Regions from separate parts of the Homo sapiens genome. Here region 1 is linked to region 2. Evidence: read pairs that join two places in POLR2A ChIA-PET (ENCODE). Cell type or tissue: OCI-LY7. All regions are shown on one strand. Region 1 overlaps FBXW4 (F-box and WD repeat domain containing 4). Region 2 overlaps ARMH3 (armadillo like helical domain containing 3).

What was found. ChIA-PET counts read pairs that join two places held together with the same protein. Peaks named below come from ENCODE experiments on the same cell type or tissue, not always from the same donor. Only the 100,000 strongest peaks of a DNase experiment are listed, where the experiment ranks them.
Region 1: POLR2A ChIA-PET joins it to region 2 with 5 read pairs; 2 of 35 experiments call an interaction of 5 or more read pairs at or near these places.

What each region holds. Positions count from the first base shown.
Region 1 is chr10:101,615,688-101,619,687 of GRCh38, forward strand. All of the region lies in intron 6 of FBXW4 (F-box and WD repeat domain containing 4), which reads right to left. Among named protein-coding and RNA genes, the nearest start is that of MIR3158-2, 16 kb to the left of the region's middle. RefSeq lists enhancers at 2,795-3,707, 3,753-4,000. In OCI-LY7, CTCF peaks have their summits at 1,752 (motif pointing left) and 1,954; DNase peaks (open chromatin) are centred at 954, 1,974 and 2,764; H3K4me3 peaks cover 2,158 bases; H3K27ac peaks cover 4,000 bases.
Region 2 is chr10:102,049,180-102,053,179 of GRCh38, forward strand. The region is part of intron 1 of ARMH3 (armadillo like helical domain containing 3); the gene reads right to left. Among named protein-coding and RNA genes, the nearest start is that of ARMH3, 5.0 kb to the right of the region's middle. In OCI-LY7, no CTCF peak of the experiment used is centred here; no DNase peak of the experiment used is centred here.

The sequences.
Region 1 (4,000 bases), 430 kb before region 2:
GAGGGACATTTACATGAAATGCTGACACCCATCACCATCTTTGTGGGGGCAGCTAACTGATGGTAGGGGCTGGCCCTAAAAACCTGGATAGCCCGCCAGGGACAGGCCCTGAGTGCTAAGCTGGACTGGGCACAGGGGGCAGTCCCTGGCACCCTACCCCTGCCCACCAAGTCTGCAGAGCTAGGAAGCCTGGTGCCCTGCTGCACTTCTCCCAGCCTCCCCAACAGCCGCCTGTACTAGAGCACTCCTGAGTCACCACCTCCTCCACCTCCCAACCCACAGCTCAGCATGTCCGTGGCTCCCACACCATTTTTCAGTCATTTTTAACATACTGAATTCCTGATGCTGTTCTCTGGAGACCCTATGCTCCAGAGACCTATGCTCTGGAGACCCAGATGCTCATTCCTGCATCTGTTTGAGTCTGTGCCTACCTGTGCACCTGTCTGCCATGTGCTACCTTGAAATGCAACAATGGCTTTTGGAGAGAGAGAGAGGAGGGAAGGGTGACAAAAGAGTTGACCACCTTCCATCTCTGCTGCCTAGGGGACAGATGGCTTGAAGGTATAAGCTGGGCCCAACATGGCTGCAAAGAGAATGGGAGGTTTTTCCTCCCTTCTATCTCCTTCCTTCAGTCGAGCATCTTCTGTATACAAAGCATTGTGCTTAATGGAAACTACAGGGAGATGTAAGCTGTGACTTGATCAAGAAGACTTTGTCCCTGCCTTCAAGGAGTATTCAATCCAGGGAGAGAAAGAAGTCTGCAACATATATCCAACTAACAAATCAAAATGTGAGTTGGTAGGTACCACAGAGAACAACGGAAAGTTCTACAAGGGGGCAGCTAAGAAAAGCAAGCATTTCTGGCTGGGGGTGTTGACTGATTCTTCACTGACAGACAGGGCTGTCATAGGCAATGACAAGATAGGGAGATGGCCCAGGTGGCAGGAGCAGCAACAACAAAGGTGCAGCACTAGGGCAACCAGGCTGTTTTGGCGGCAGCTGGCAATCTGGTTTGGTTGGAGGCTTGGGAGTGTGCTGGCAGGGTCTGGCCTCCAGGCCACAGTGGGCCTTAGGGTGCACATCCCTCACCTGGCACAAACTCCGTGAGTGGCAGACAGCCATGAGGCTTTTGAACAAACAGTGATTGTCCTAGTCCAGGCCCCGATTGTAGATAAGGAAACCAAGAGTCACAGACAAAAAGTGACAATGTCGTATAGCAAGGAAAGGCAGAGCCTGAATCCATGATAAAGGCAGAGCTCCTGGAAATCCCGTCTGGTAGCAGCTTTCAGGATGACGGGAACAGAGGGAAGTAAGCTGAAGGGCCTGTTGTTCTCTTTGTGTCTGCTGGAGCCAGATGAGACGGCTGCTTAGGTTACCTGGTGGCAGAGTAGCCACCGCAGCAACAGCTCACATATCCTGAGTCCATACTGTGTACCAGGCAACGTGCTGAGTGTTTTACTCGTATCAGCCCATTTAATCCTCACAACAGGCTTTGGAGGTAAGTTTCTTAACCCCATTTTACAGATGAGAAAATGAAGGCGCAGGGGTCACGCACCTAGTAAATCTTAGATCTATATGCTTCAGGGTGGTGGCACTCCCCACCTTCACAGACAATGCAGCCACTCCATCACTGGCCCCTCAACATCCTCAGGACTTGCCCCAAGAGTTACCCAGGGTCACCTCCAGCCCTTTCCAGCTCTTTGCAGGCTTTTCCACCTCACAGATGCCCAGAGGCTTGCCCTCTGGTGGAGGTAGTGAGAGAATCAAGGGGACAGATAGGTTCTAAACATTAACAATGGAGGAGCTATGGAAGCTTCACTTGCCTCAGCCCCATCAGGTGAGAAGGAAGGGCCTTCTCAAGCATACAGCCTCTCACATGCATGTGTCTGTGTGCACACACCCCCAGCACCCACCCACGCACATGTGTTCAGACACAATGGCTCAAAGGCCAGGCAGCCCACTTTGTACTGCTAACAAGGGGGCCATAATTACAGGAAGGGGCAGCCGCGTAGATAAAAGGATACAAAATTTCAACATCTGTTGCCATAAAGGGATAAGGAGAAGTGAAACGCAAAGTATCAGTTTGGTGTCAGCAGGCAGAGAGCCAATTTCAAAGAGTTCAGGGGGACAGAGGAGACAAGAAAGAAAAAGTTAAGGGGGGAGAAAGAAAGAAAGAAATTACAGGGTTCCTTAAAGAGGTAAAGAAAAAAGAGAATGAAAAAAAGCTATCAGTAATGCTTTCAAAGGAGAAGGGAGGTACTTTAAAGAGGGGCAGTTCCCGTAATCACCCTGACTGTGGGCCAGGCCCCTGCACAAGGTGGGGGCAGAGGGCCAGGGCAGACAAAGCCACACCTGGGCAGGATGGGCACTAACAGTGCTCTCAGAGTGGCCCAGCCTGTGTGCAGGACACGGCTTCCTTCTCCAGACAGAAGGGGCTCCAGCCAAATGTCCCTTACCATTTATTCCAAATGTCATTAGATGCCCTGATACTCACTCATATCCTGTGCTCAGTTCAGGATACCAAGGTCAGTTCCCAGCTCAGAGGGAGAGTTCTACCAGGCCACAGCCATGGCTGACCAGGTGGCCCTTATCAGTGTTCCAACACTGTGTTCAGTGGAAAGGGCCACCAACTCCAGCCACAGGGGTCAGGATCAAGGAGAGCTTCGTGGTGGAGGTGCTGTTTATATTGAAGAGCGAGCAGGGTTTCATTAGGCACAGAGGGGGTATTCTGGGCATGGGGTTGGCTTGAGCACAGGCTCAGAGGAGAAAAATCTAGGGCATCTGTTAGGATGGGTGAGAAGCCTATTCTGCCCCTGCCTTTGTTGAGAAAAGGGGAACTTGGGAGCTTTGAGGTGGAAGTGGAGGTGTAACATGGGACCAGGGATGACCCTGGCCCAAAGGGGAAGGGGAATCAATGGGATGTGTGCAGGGCTTGCCACACACACAGGGCAGCACAGGACCTGGCCAAGGACTCAATACCCTAGGAGCAGCCAGGTCACCAACCACCTCCCCACCCCTTTCCCCACCCCACAATCCCAGTGGGGCTTAGGGCTGTGACTGTGGCTGGACCTACTATGACACCTTCAGGTCTGGGATTAAAGGGCTCTCCATCCTGAAGCCCACCTGCCCACAGGCTATCAGGGGCCCAGCTGTGCCCTGTGCTCAGGGCACCAGTGCTAGGTCCATCTCAAATGCCCCTTGGCAGAAAAAAAAAACCCACAGCAAGAGGAAGCCCATGGAGGAAGGGGGTATTTGTGATGTCAGGCCAGTCAGACCCACTTGGGCCTTCCAGCTGCCAGGAGCTGGGCCCCAGACAGTCAACACAAGGCACCTTCCCTGGGGCCTAGCCAAGGAAGGGTCCTGCTCAAACATAGAGAACACAAGATGAGCCTTGATTCCTCCAAACTCCAGGCTCGGGCAGGATGGCTTTGGCATAGTTCCTCAGGGCCTGATGGGATCACAGGGCCTAGCTAGGGATACTTCAGTGGTTGGTCAATCAAGATGAAGATACCGGAATTCCTGGCACTTGGGAGTTAGGGAATGGGCTTGAAGACCACCTACCATCAGAAGCAGAAATATTCTGGCACTTTGAGGTTGGGTGAAGGACTCTTTCTCGTTTAGATAGTAATCCTCTGTCCTTGGGCCTAACCCCATGGTACCCAGTTCCAGAAGACAGAAAGGCAGAAAAAGTCCAGGCGCAGTGGCTCACACCTGTAATCCCAGCACTTTGGGAGGCCGAGGCAGGTGGATCACGAGGTCAGGAGATCGAGACCATCCTGGCTAAGACGGTGTAAACCCTGTCTCTACTAAAAATACAAAAAATTAGCCAGGCGCGGTGGCAGGCACCTGTAGTCCCAGCTACTCGGGAGGCTGAGGCAGGAGGATGGCGTGAACCCGGGAGGCGGAGTTTGCAGTGAGCCGAGATAGCACCACTGTACTCCACCCTGGGTAATAGAGCAAGACTCTGTCTCAAAAAAAAAAAAAAAGAAGAGGAAGGGGG
Region 2 (4,000 bases):
AAGCAAATAACCCCTTTCTATTTTAATGAATTTCTACTGCTAGTTCACTCCAAGGATTCTATAGATCCAAAATGAAAATAGGGCTGGCACGGTGGCTCACGCCTGTAATCCCAGTACTTTGGGAGGCTGAGGCGGGCGGATCACTTGAGGTCAGGAGTTCCAGACCAGCCTGGCCAACATGCAGAAACCCCGTCTCTACTAAAAATACAAAAATTAGCCACGCATCGTGGCAAGTGCCTGTAATCCCAGCTACTCAGGAGGCTGAGGCAGGAGAATTGCTTGAACCCAGGAGGCGGAGGTTGCAGTGAGCCAAGATCGCGCCACTGCACTCCAGCCTGGGGGATAGAGCGAGACTCTGTTTCCAAAAAAAAAGAAAGAAAGAAAATAGAGTAGGGCCTGCAACTTTTTTTTTTTTTTTTTGAGATAGGGTCTCAAGGCTGAAGTGCAGTGGCACAATCATGGCTCACTGCAGCCTCAGGGATCCTCTGACCTCAGCCTCCTGGGTAGCTGGGACTACAGGCACATGCCACCAGGCCTGGCTAACTTTTCATATTTTTTGTAGAGATTGAGTTTCACCATGTTGCCCAGGTTGGTCTCAAACTCCTGGGCTCAAGCAATCCTCCCACCTAGGCCCCCCAAAGTGCTAGAATTACAGGCATGAGCCACTGCACCCGGCCCCAACCTATTTTTACAATGAGGATATTACTTTGCCCAAAGTAACACAACTAGTAAGTGATAAAGCCATTAAATCTTTCTCTCTGGTAGCGCTTCTCCCTATCAGAATGTCCTGTTAGTGCAAAACATCAGGAGCTAACTAGACCATTAAAAACCAGATTCACTGTAATCCCAGCTACTCGGGAGTCTGAGGCACGAGAATCGCTTGAACCCGGGAGGCGGTGGTTGCAACGAGCTGAGATCGCGCCACTGTACTCCAGCCTGGGCGATAGAGCCAGACTCAGTCTCAAAAAATAAAAAAAATAGAGCCAGGCGCTGTGGCTCATGCCTGTAATCCCAACACTTTGGGAGGCCGAGGAGGGCAGATCACAAGGTCAGGAGATTGAGACCATCCTGGCTAACACGGTGAAACCCCGTCTCTACTAAAAATACAAAAAAACAAAAATTAGCCAGGCGTGGTGGTGGGCACCTGTAGTCCCAGCTACTCGGGAGGCTGAGGCAAGAGAATGGCTGAACCCGAGAGGTGGAGCTTGCAGTAAGCCGAGATCGCGCCACTGCACTCCAGCCCCAGCCTGGGCAACAGAGCAAGACTCTGTCTCAAATAAATAAATAAATACATACATACATAAATAAATAAAAAGATTCAGTTAAAGTTACACTTCTATAGAAACTCCAAACTGACATCCATAATATCAACACTCCCATTTTATCCAAGAAAAGTCACCAAATGTGGTGGCTCAAGTCGGTAATCCCAACACTCTTGGAGGCCGAGGCAGGTGGATCACTTGAGGTCGGGAGTTCGAAACCAGCCTGGCCAACATGGTAAAACCCCATCTCTACTAAATATACAAAAATTAGTCAGCGTGGTGGCACATGCCTGTAGTCCCAGCCACTTGGGATGCTGAGGCACGAGAATTGCTTGAACCTGGGAGGTAGAGGTTGCGCTGAGCTGAGATCACGCCACTGCACTCCAGCCTGGGTGACAGAACAAGACTCCATCTCAGAAAAAAAAAAAAAAAAAGGCCAGGCATGGTGGCTCACGCCTGTAATCTCAGCACTTTGGGAGGCCGAGGCAGATCACTTAAGAGTAAGAATTCAAGGCTGTCCTGGCCAACATGGTGAAACCCTGCCTCTACTAAAAATATAAAAATTAGCTGGGCATGGTGGCAAGCACCTGTAATCCCAGCTATTCAAGAGGCTGAGGCAGGAGAATCACTTGAACCCGGGAGAGGGAGGTTGCAGTGAGCAAAGATTGTGCCACTTGTACTCCACCCTGCTGGGCGACAGAGCAAGACTCTGTCTCAAAAAAAAAAAAAAAAAGAAAGAAAGAAAAGTCAAGTGGGCGCAGTGGCTCATGCCTGTAATATCAGCACTTTGGGAGGCCAAGGCCGGCGGATCATCTGAGGTCAAGAGTTCGAGACCAGCCTGGCCAACACTGTGAAACACCATCTCTACTAAAAATACAAAAAGTAGCTGGGTGTGGTGGAGGGGGTCTGTAATCCCAGCTACTCAGGAGGCTGAGGCAGGAGAATCACTTGAACCCAAGAGGCGGAAGTTGCAGTGAGCCAAGACTGGGCCACTGCACTACAGCCTGGGCAACAGAGGGAGACTCCATTTCGGAAAAAAAAAAAAAAGAAAAAGAAAAAGAAAGAAGTCAGTCAACTCAGGACATCACCTGACAAGCATCATCTCTATTTTCTAGAAGCTAGGACAGAACCAGACTGATTAAGGAAGCACACAAACCACTACAAGGCAGGGTCCATAGCTTGTGTGCTCTAGACAATGCTCCCCTCAGAATGGGTGTTCAGCCTATACCTGAAAATGGAAGTAACTCAGAGACTTTCCCAAGACTAAGAAGCAAATGGCAAAACCAGGACTATTCCCAGGTATCAGCCAGTCTGTACCTACTACAGGTCAACTAGCTTCACAAAAGACAATTTAATCTGGTCCCATCAGCATCTACTCAGTTTGCCTAATGTTACAAATGATCAATGAAGATGAGCTCTCGTTCATTTAAATAAACATGACCACCTTTGGTTCCCTTTCAAATTATCCTACACAAGAAGGAAGGCATTCCTCCTTCCGAAGGGGGAACCAGCTCCAAATTGACAGTATTTCAGGAAATTCTGATTAGAAACCACATTTTCTGACACATCCCAGAATGAAAATTCATGGTAAGATCTTCTCAATGAGCAGGAGATTCCTGTAAATTAATACTTTCTCCTGCTCCAGCCCTGAACTTATTCAAACGGCACACTGTCACTCATATCTTCTCATTTCTTCCCCTGCTCAATTATACAAGCCTCATGAACACCACCTAAATATAAAATGAAAATTATAAGATAAAGTCCCATAATCATCTTCTTCCCCCACTCCCCCGCCCCACCGAAAGACAGTCTCCCTCTGTTGCCCAAGCTGGAATGCAGTGGCACAATCACAGCTCACTGCAGCCTCAACCTCCTGGGCTTACACGACCCTCCCACCTCAGCCTCCTTAGTAGCTGGCACTACAGGCTCACACTGCCACACCCGGCTCATTTTTGTATTTTTTGTAGAGACAGGGTTTTGCTATCTTGCCCAGGCTAATCTTGAACTCTTGAGCTCAAGCAATCCACCAGCCTCGGCCTCCCAAAGTGCTGGGATTACAGGCATGAGACACCTTGCCTGACCCCATAATCTTCATAAAGGAAGCCCAAAAGGTACCTGCAATCTTGCAAAGTAAACTGATTTCCTGCTACTTGAATAACACTTATTAAGACCTTATAAATTACATAAGCATAGTGTAAGACAGAAAGGGACCAAAAAATTACTAAATTACAGTCCCTGCCTTGAGAAGCTCACTATTAAGTGGAGGAAGTGCATAATCTGCTACTTCCTTATAGACAAATAAAATAAACATTTTTTTTTCCCCAAGACTTTTTTCATATATGCCCTCACTCAAAGCTGGTGCCAATACATTAAGCTCACCAGGTCTCTCACTTCCAGCTGCCTACTAAGGTCTCCATCGGTACATCCTACAAGCAACCTGAGCTCGGCATACCAAACCATATCCCCTATGCCTCTTTCCATACCCTAACCTTTGGAAACCTGCTCTACTTTTTCTAATCCATATCCTGTCAATGAAATCCCCATACATCCACTCTCTCAAATTAGAAATCCTAGCCCACTCTCTTCCTAAGAAGTTGAATCAATCTCAGAAGTACAGTATTTCCAAAATCCCCTCCTCTTCATTCCCACAGCTACACTTTCTTCAGACTCTCAGTCAATTGCAACAACTCTAATTAGTCTCACTGCCTCATTCTTCATTACTTTAATCTGCATTTCTG